Linked DNA regions of Homo sapiens: region 1 is linked to region 2. Evidence: chromatin contacts called from ENCODE Hi-C or POLR2A ChIA-PET data. All regions are on one chromosome and are shown on one strand. The core of a region is the stretch at or near the end of the contact, and the rest is flanking DNA. Distances in the headings are between cores, read along the strand shown. Region 1 has its middle 84 kb from the start of LINC02240. Region 2 has its middle 60 kb from the start of ZNF608.

What was found. A loop is a pair of places that touch in the nucleus more often than their neighbours do. ChIA-PET counts read pairs that join two places held with the same protein, here RNA polymerase II (POLR2A). Pooled maps may share reads with other maps.
Region 1: a map of endothelial cell of umbilical vein shows a loop between it and region 2 (12-fold over the local background). The contact joins two enhancer-like sites. A Hi-C loop is called at or near these places in 1 of 168 maps with a recorded cell type or tissue (endothelial cell of umbilical vein), 5 of 37 single-sample maps with no recorded cell type and 4 of 50 pooled maps. POLR2A ChIA-PET finds 5 or more read pairs at or near these places in 2 of 52 experiments (A549 and MCF 10A).

The regions. Positions count from the first base shown.
Region 1 is chr5:125,406,881-125,410,712 of GRCh38, reverse strand. No RefSeq gene overlaps it. Among named protein-coding and RNA genes, the nearest start is that of LINC02240, 84 kb to the left of the region's middle. Within about 2 kb of position 1,917, at least 8 of the 41 ENCODE cell types and tissues checked have a DNase peak (open chromatin) inside an H3K27ac peak, as active enhancers do.
Region 2 is chr5:124,805,209-124,809,021 of GRCh38, reverse strand. It overlaps the pseudogene RPL28P3. Among named protein-coding and RNA genes, the nearest start is that of ZNF608, 60 kb to the right of the region's middle. Within about 2 kb of position 2,446, at least 8 of the 41 ENCODE cell types and tissues checked have a DNase peak (open chromatin) inside an H3K27ac peak, as active enhancers do.

The DNA of each region.
Region 1 (3,832 bases), core at 668-3,167, 600 kb before region 2:
CAAATCTAATAGTAGTAGGAAACTGTAAGTGTTATTATATATAATTCACTTTCCTGAGATCTGGACAGGGCTCTGGTTTGTGTAGCCATGGTTTAAATCAGGCTGCCACAAGACTTTAACTCACCTGACTTTCCCTATTCAGCCAACATATTGCTTCACAACAGATACATCTAGCATGAAACTAGATTTGTGTGTTTGTGTGGATTTGTTTGTTTTATTCTCTACTGTTTTTTCCCCCTGCAAGACGGACTTTTGTCAATGCAGGGGGAAAAAAAATCATTTTGTATTCAGGGGATGTCTGAAACTTACGCGTGTAACAGCACTAGCCTGAGACAAACCTGGCTCCTTCTGTTTCATTTTTAATACACTCTGTTTGGGTCCTATCACATGGTTTGTGTTCAATTAGATAGCTTGACTCGATAAAATCTGACTCTGACCCAGAAAAAAAGGAGAGAGAGAGACTGCTCCTGACTCCTGCTTAAGCTTTTGCAGGCACTGTGACCTGTTTATGTCAATGGTAAAGTTTAAGAGATTCCTATCACAGAACCACATCATCTTCTGGGATCTTAAAAATACAGAAAGCACTCGAGGACCCTGGCCCTCCTTTGTCACTGCAAAGCCCTTCAGTGCTGTAAATCAGTCCTCATTGGGAGCTCTTATACACCAGCCGTCACCGATAAGCTTTGGAGAAGTAGACAAGGCTTTTAGGAATTGCTGAACCATGAAGTTGACCTGCTTAGGGTTTTGTTGTAGGCTATTAAATCCGGGATGGCCGTTTTAAGATGATTCCGCTTTCTTTTTCCCTTGGCCTGGTTAAGCAACTCTACCCCCACCTCATTATTTGACTGATTAAAAAAAAAAATCAGAATGGAGCAACCTGCTGTTTAAGAATACTACCTTCACACATCAATTTAATGAGAGTGACTTATGCTGACGTAGTTTACGGGCTCAAGCAACTTGACGCTAATTTTGCAGCTAAGAAAAGATTTACTAACTGTACATACTGCTCTGCTTTTGTTGGCAAGGGTACCACGATTCTTTTCTCCAAAAACAAACTCTAAATCTTTTGTAAACATGCATTATTTGGTTAACACATTGTAAATGGATCCCAGTTGTGCAGCACAAGCACTGTTCACTATTATGTAAACAATTATTCACTGAAAGCCTTGCTTTAAATTGTAAATGAATATATTTCAGCTGTAACATTGCTTTCAGACCTGCCCAGTGGTATAAATCTGGTCATTTGTTTTTTGCACTCTGCCTATTACTAACCGGTTAGAAATGTGCTGATTATTTGCACAAGCCTTTCACACTGCGGGCACAGTTAAATTGCTGTTTTATTTTTCCTGTGTTTGATGAGTGTTAACAGGAGCGCCATTTGAGGAAACCCAAACCAAATACAGCTCTTTAATTGGGGTTGGAGTGTTTGGGAAAAGCCACCCGGTGAGTAATTCCACTGTTTAATGTTTGAAAGTTCATCCACCTCACTATAGGACTTATGACAAGATTAATTAAAGGGAGTTAACAAAAATGCAGGGCTTTGCTCAGCCAACCAGAATAGCTTGAAATACGGCGCACTCACTTGCAGGGATGTAGATTATTTGGTGCAAGGTCTAATTCCCAACTCTCTCCTTTAAACTCCTGTCATTGCCAAATAGCTCCATTTTAAATTCAGTATCTCTTCAAGAAAGCACAATCTGGAGAAAAAAATATGACAGAGGTATCTCATTGGGCCCCTGTGACTTCCTTTGCTCACAGGGTACGCCCAGTGGCTGATGAAAGTTTCAGCTGACTCAGAAAGCCTTGTCTTTTTATTTCCCCCTAAACAGTCAATGATTCATTTTTAATGTTTCCCCACCTCTTGTGGTTTAATTGGGTTTCAGTAGTGTGCTGATCTGCAGAGCTTGGAAGACAGAAATAATGACCTTGGATGATCTCATTGGTGTGCACCAGAACAAGTGTAGTTTTATTGAGCTCTGTTGCTAGAACTGCAAAACTGTATGTTCATTAACTTAGACAGTGCTGACCTTAGATCAAGCCTAGGATAATGGGAAAAGCCCCAGATTCCAGCCCTGGATTTGCTCCTGACTTTGCACACTCATTTTACCTCTGTGAGTCTTGCCTGTGGCATAGCCGGGTTGGATGGCACCATCCTTATTGTTCCTTCTGAAACTGAAATTCTCAGATACCTGCAGTGCATAATTCTACCTGCTCTTTCACATCTATAAATAAATAAAAGAGGAAGACTCAGTGATCAAAAGATATGGTGTTTAATAGCTAAAAGGACGAGGCTTTTTATTTCCACATTGAACATTAGAAAGGGGATCTGCAGTTTTTTTTGTTACTGAAAATTCTGTAGAATTCAGGTAGAATAGGTATGCTTCCTTCTGTGGCTATTCTTTGCAACTTAAATGACTATACTATCCTTAAGTAAACCACACAAGAAATACTTTGTAGATCTACAATGGTTTGTAATTATATTATTTATAATTTGTTTAATATACTTTCCCTTATAGTGAACAGGACTCATGCTACCTTTTTCTTCCTAATAATCTACTTATTCAGATAGTCTATTTTGCATATTACATTCAATTTAGGTTGAAAGAATGAAAGTAATGTGCACATCAATAAATGGCTGTGAAAATTAAGATAGAAGACTTTTTTGTCTTCTCTGAAACTTTCTCTTTTCTAGATACTGATGCAAGTTATCACTAATGACAAATTGGAATCATAAGCCTTGAGTACAAAAAGTCCATTTAAGGACAATTATGAGCTTTGTCATAATGGAAAATACAGGCATTGATTTCTTTTCCTCTGCTAAACACAGTTTTCTAAAGAAGAAACAGTCAGTCTCCTGTAGCATTTCTCTTACCTATATATATGTGTTCGATAGGCAGTTCCACAGAACAAATGGAAATATTTTTTAATTACATATGTTTTAGTTAGAAACACACTTGGAATTTTTTTAAATTGTAGTTTGTAATAGTCCTGAGTCCTGGTAGTTGGTTTATTTTAAAATGTAGATGTTACACCAAATTGAAATATTAGCAGTGCTTTATTTTACCTGCTTCCCTATCTGCCCTGCCTTTCATCCAGTGCTTCCAAGAGAAATACACATTTCACACTGCTCACAGTTCTAACATTTTCTTTGCCTATTTCTGACTTCTGACCTTGTCCAGACAGATAACCATGCTATGATGACTTTACCTTTCCACTCTCTACTTTATAACACCATGTCTAGGAATGCCCCAGTTAAAAGAAGGAGCCACTGATTCAGGCCAAATGTGTGGAATATTGATAAAGTCCATTCAGAATTGAAAAGTGTGCAGGGTTGCTCACAATGACCTTCTTAGAAACACATTAAGGATGTACAAGTGTTTCTGGTCTTTATTATGGTCTTGGCTATTTATATTATACAAGGACAGACTTCGTCTGACTGGTTTTTGCTATCAAACTTTCACGTTTATTTCAATAAATGGTCACTTAAATACCTGAAAGAGTTCAAGTAAGTTTTTACATCAGTATGTGGAACGAGTGCAAAGCATTCAAATAGTCTACTATGCCCAAGTCGAGACTTTTCTGCTGTTGTCAATGAGTCCATATAATCTAGCTGAAAAATATTCTGAGCATTTTCCTGAGCAGACAGAATTCCTGTCCTGGACTTATATCTTAGAGAATGTGCAGGTAATCTAAAGAATCTTTAAAATAAAGGCCAAGCAGCCTTGGTTGATATGTTCCTCTTCAGTTACTTAAATTCTAAGTTCTTTGGCAGTAAGGAATTTATCTTATTCATCTTTCCAATCTGACTACCTAGCGCAATGCCTCACATTTA
Region 2 (3,813 bases), core at 1,197-3,696:
AGCCTGCCACCTCCTATGTGCGGACCACCATCAACAAGAATGCTCGCGCCACGCTCAGCAGCATCAGACACACGATACTGAAGAACAAGTATGCCCTGACCTGCGCATGGCTGCCATCCGCAGGGCCAGCGCCCTGCACAGCCGGAAGCCTGTAATGGTGAAGAGGAAGCGGACCCGCCCCACCAAGAACTCCTGAGTCCCTGCCCCCAAAGCAATAAAAAGTCAGCTGGCTTTCTCAAAAAAAATTATAATAATAAAATAAAAAATTAAAAAAGTTAAAATGTTTAACCAGAGATTTGAGGGTCATCTGGAAGAAGCAAGGAGGAGCTGCTGCCTGCTTTCAGTAGACAGATGAACTGGCTGAGTCTAGTTTTTCTGACTTTCGGAGTATATACATACATGTGTATATATATGTATGTGTGTATATATATGTGTGTGTGTGTGTGTGTGTGTGTGTGTGTGTGTGTGTGTGTGTGTATAGTGACAGGGTCTCGCTCTGTTGCCCAGTTTTCAGTTCATGATCATAGCTCACTGTAACTTCGACCTCCTGAACTCAAGTAATCCTCCTACCTCAGCCTACTGAGTCGCTAGGACTACAGGTGTGGCCACTACGCCCAGCTAATTTTTTATTTTTTATTTTTATTTTTTGTAGAGGCATGATCTTTCTATGTTGCCCAGGTTGGTCTCAAGCGCCTGGTTTGAAGCGATCCTCCCACCTCAGCCTCCCAAAGTGGTGGGATTACAGGCATGAGCTACCATGCCCAAGCCCCATAAGCCCATAATTTCATGTATAAAAATGGATATTTCAGGCCTGGCGCCGTGGCTCACTCCAGTAATCTCAGCACTTTGGGAGGCCGAGGCAGGCAGATCACCTGAGGTCGGGAGTTCAAGACCAGCCTGATCAACATGGAGAAACCCCGTCTCTACTAAAAATACAAATTTAGCTGGGCATGGTGGCGCATGCCTGTAATCCCAGCTACCTGAGAGGCTGAGGCAGGAGAATCGCTTGAAACCAGGAGGCGGAGGTTGTGGTGAGCCAAGATTGTGCCATTGCACTCCAGCCTGGGCAACAAGAGCGAAACTCTGTATCAAAAAAAAAAAAGATATTTCAAGTGCTCTTCATTTTGACTAATAGATGTATCACTGGTAGTAAAGTATTTATTAAATGTCCTGTGAAACTTTCCTTGTCAGGAGGAAATATCTATTTTATAGATTCCCAAAGCCATAGATCTTAAATTAGGACATAGCTGTGTATTTCAATTTGTGTTGAGTCCAATCCTAGGGAAAGCTATGGGTTCAGTCTATAAGGCAGAAATAAGAATACAGACTTGTTCATAGGAATTCATTCCAAAATGTGAAATAAAGGAGTTTTAATCTACTGTTGAAACTGACACAAACATTTCTTACACATTTCTTTGTCATTAGTGAACTAATTGTACTTTAATCGAGTCAGCAGTGAGCAATAAGAATCCATTAGGAAATACAGTAATATAGTACAGATTTTTATTTCCTTCAAGAGCTCTCCTCAGAATTCATGGTCTCAGTGAGAACACTAGCAATCTGTGAATTATCTGGGCTCTCAAAATGCAGAAAAGAATCAAAGGAGATTTAGAAAGGAGCATTGGCCCATTTTACTGAGAATTCAGCCAGGCTGATCTGCTCAATGGTTAAAGAGTAACAGCAACTACATTAAACACCAGAATGGTCAGTGCAATTAATGCAATTAAAGTAATTAGTCCTGGCAGCTGTAAGGTCAAATAGAGGTAGCTTTGTAACAACAATCTGCCACTGCAAAATTACTGACATTTCCAACTAAATTATATTCTCTAAATTGTTGCCTTAATGCTAAATAAATAAAGTTATGCTAATGTTGGGACTGATTACAGATTGAAATTAGCACAATTGCTTGTTATACAGTCTGCTAGGGTTAACATTTTTTAAAAACATAATTAATGGCCTTTGCTTACTGTCTCTGGTTATAGATCCTGCAGCTCATTTGCATTCTTTTGCAATATGCTGACAGTGCTAAATGTCTAAGAAGAAAGATCTCATCTGCAGGCAGAAAATGCGTTTTTCACGTCATCAAGCTAAAACTTGTTATGGTTTCAGGGCAGTGTTAATAACAAAAATGGCCAGAAAAGGAATGGATAAGAATGAGGCTAGAATCCGTTTTTCTTTTCAGTCTTGTGATCCAGGCCTTTTCTGGAGTCAATGTGAAATGTAATTGCTCTTTTGACCTCTATCTTCTCTCTCCCCAGGTCTGAGGAAGAGCTACACTGGTTGATTATTGCAGGAATGAAAGGCACTCTGACCTTGTCGACCGAACGCCTTGCTGCTTTCAATGTTGCCCATTATACTGAAGGCAGGCAACTCCTGGAGAGAGGCGGAATCTACAGGAGAGCTGCTCCCCGGGCAACCTGCCAGAAAAGGCTTCATCAGCAGCAGTTCAGACATGACCAAACAGCTCAGGCAGTAAAGGAAACAGCTAGGGGGGAGAAAAACAGAGTATATCAAAATATTGTTAGCACACAGCCTAAAGAGCTCTCAGGCATCTATACTATAGAGGGCCTTTGCGAATACTGCCCAGCGTCATTCGCCTGAACTGAAGATCAACCTGGGAATATTTGCTGAGGAAGGAAGCCGTAACCAATATAAGTACAGTCACTGATTTCCTAAAATAGGCAGTTGCTCATTCAAAGGGATTTGTGATAATATTTCTATGTAAAGAGGAAAGTAGGGTGATTTTCAGCAGAAAGTAGGTCAGGATATTTGGTTACAATTGCAGCCGGGTGGGTGGTGGCTCAAGCCTGAAATCCCCACACATTGGGAGCCCCAGGTGGGAAGATCACTTGAAGCCAAGAGTTCAAGACCAGCCTGAGCAACAAAGCAAGACCCCTTCTCTACAAAAAAAATATAAAAATTAGCCAAGTGAGGTGGTGTGTACCTATAGTCCTAGCTACTTGGGAGGCTGAGGCAGGAGGATTGCTTGAGCCCAGGAGTTGCAGGCCGCAATGAATTATGATTGTACCACTGAACTCCAGCTGAGAGACAGAGCAGGACCCTGTCTCTAAAAAAAGAAAAAACTTAAATTTAAATTTAAAAGAAAACACAATTGTTCTAGATGATAAATCATTCACCAAAAATCTAGTTTGATTATTTTTAGAATTTATGGTTGATGTAAGGATTAGGGTACAATTCACAATGAGAACATGCTCTCCCTTCAATCTCTAGAGTTAAAAGAGTCTTTGTTTAAAATCAGCTGTGGTTCCTTCACATAACTGCTCATTCTGCTCAAATCAATTCTATTCAACAAAATTTTATCGAGCATTTATTATGTGTCTAATCATTCTGGGAAACATAAATGAGATGTGAAGTGTGCCTATGAGTTAACGAGACTGGCTGACCAAGCAGACACAGAAATGGTGCCATTTGCTTTCTCATTTTATTGTATTCATTGAGAGAGAACACCAGAAGCCTCTGCTATGAGTGAGGCATGGTATTAGGTTCTTCAGATTCAGATGTCATTTAACTGTTACATTAGTTTTTAGGTTCATATTATTAGCCCCACTTTAGAAAGAGTTTACTGTAGTAAAAAAGACCCTGAAATCCGGAATTAGCCAGTCTTGGGTTTGCAAGGGAGAAAAGATATAATAACTTTCCTCATCCATCATAAGGGACACTCCTATAACAAAAGAGATTAACGAGACAAAACCATAACAAACGTATTCAATCAAAGTTTTACGTAACATGGGAACTGTCAGAAAAGAAGACCCAAAGACCCGAGGAAAGCTGTTTATTTTTATGCTTAGATTT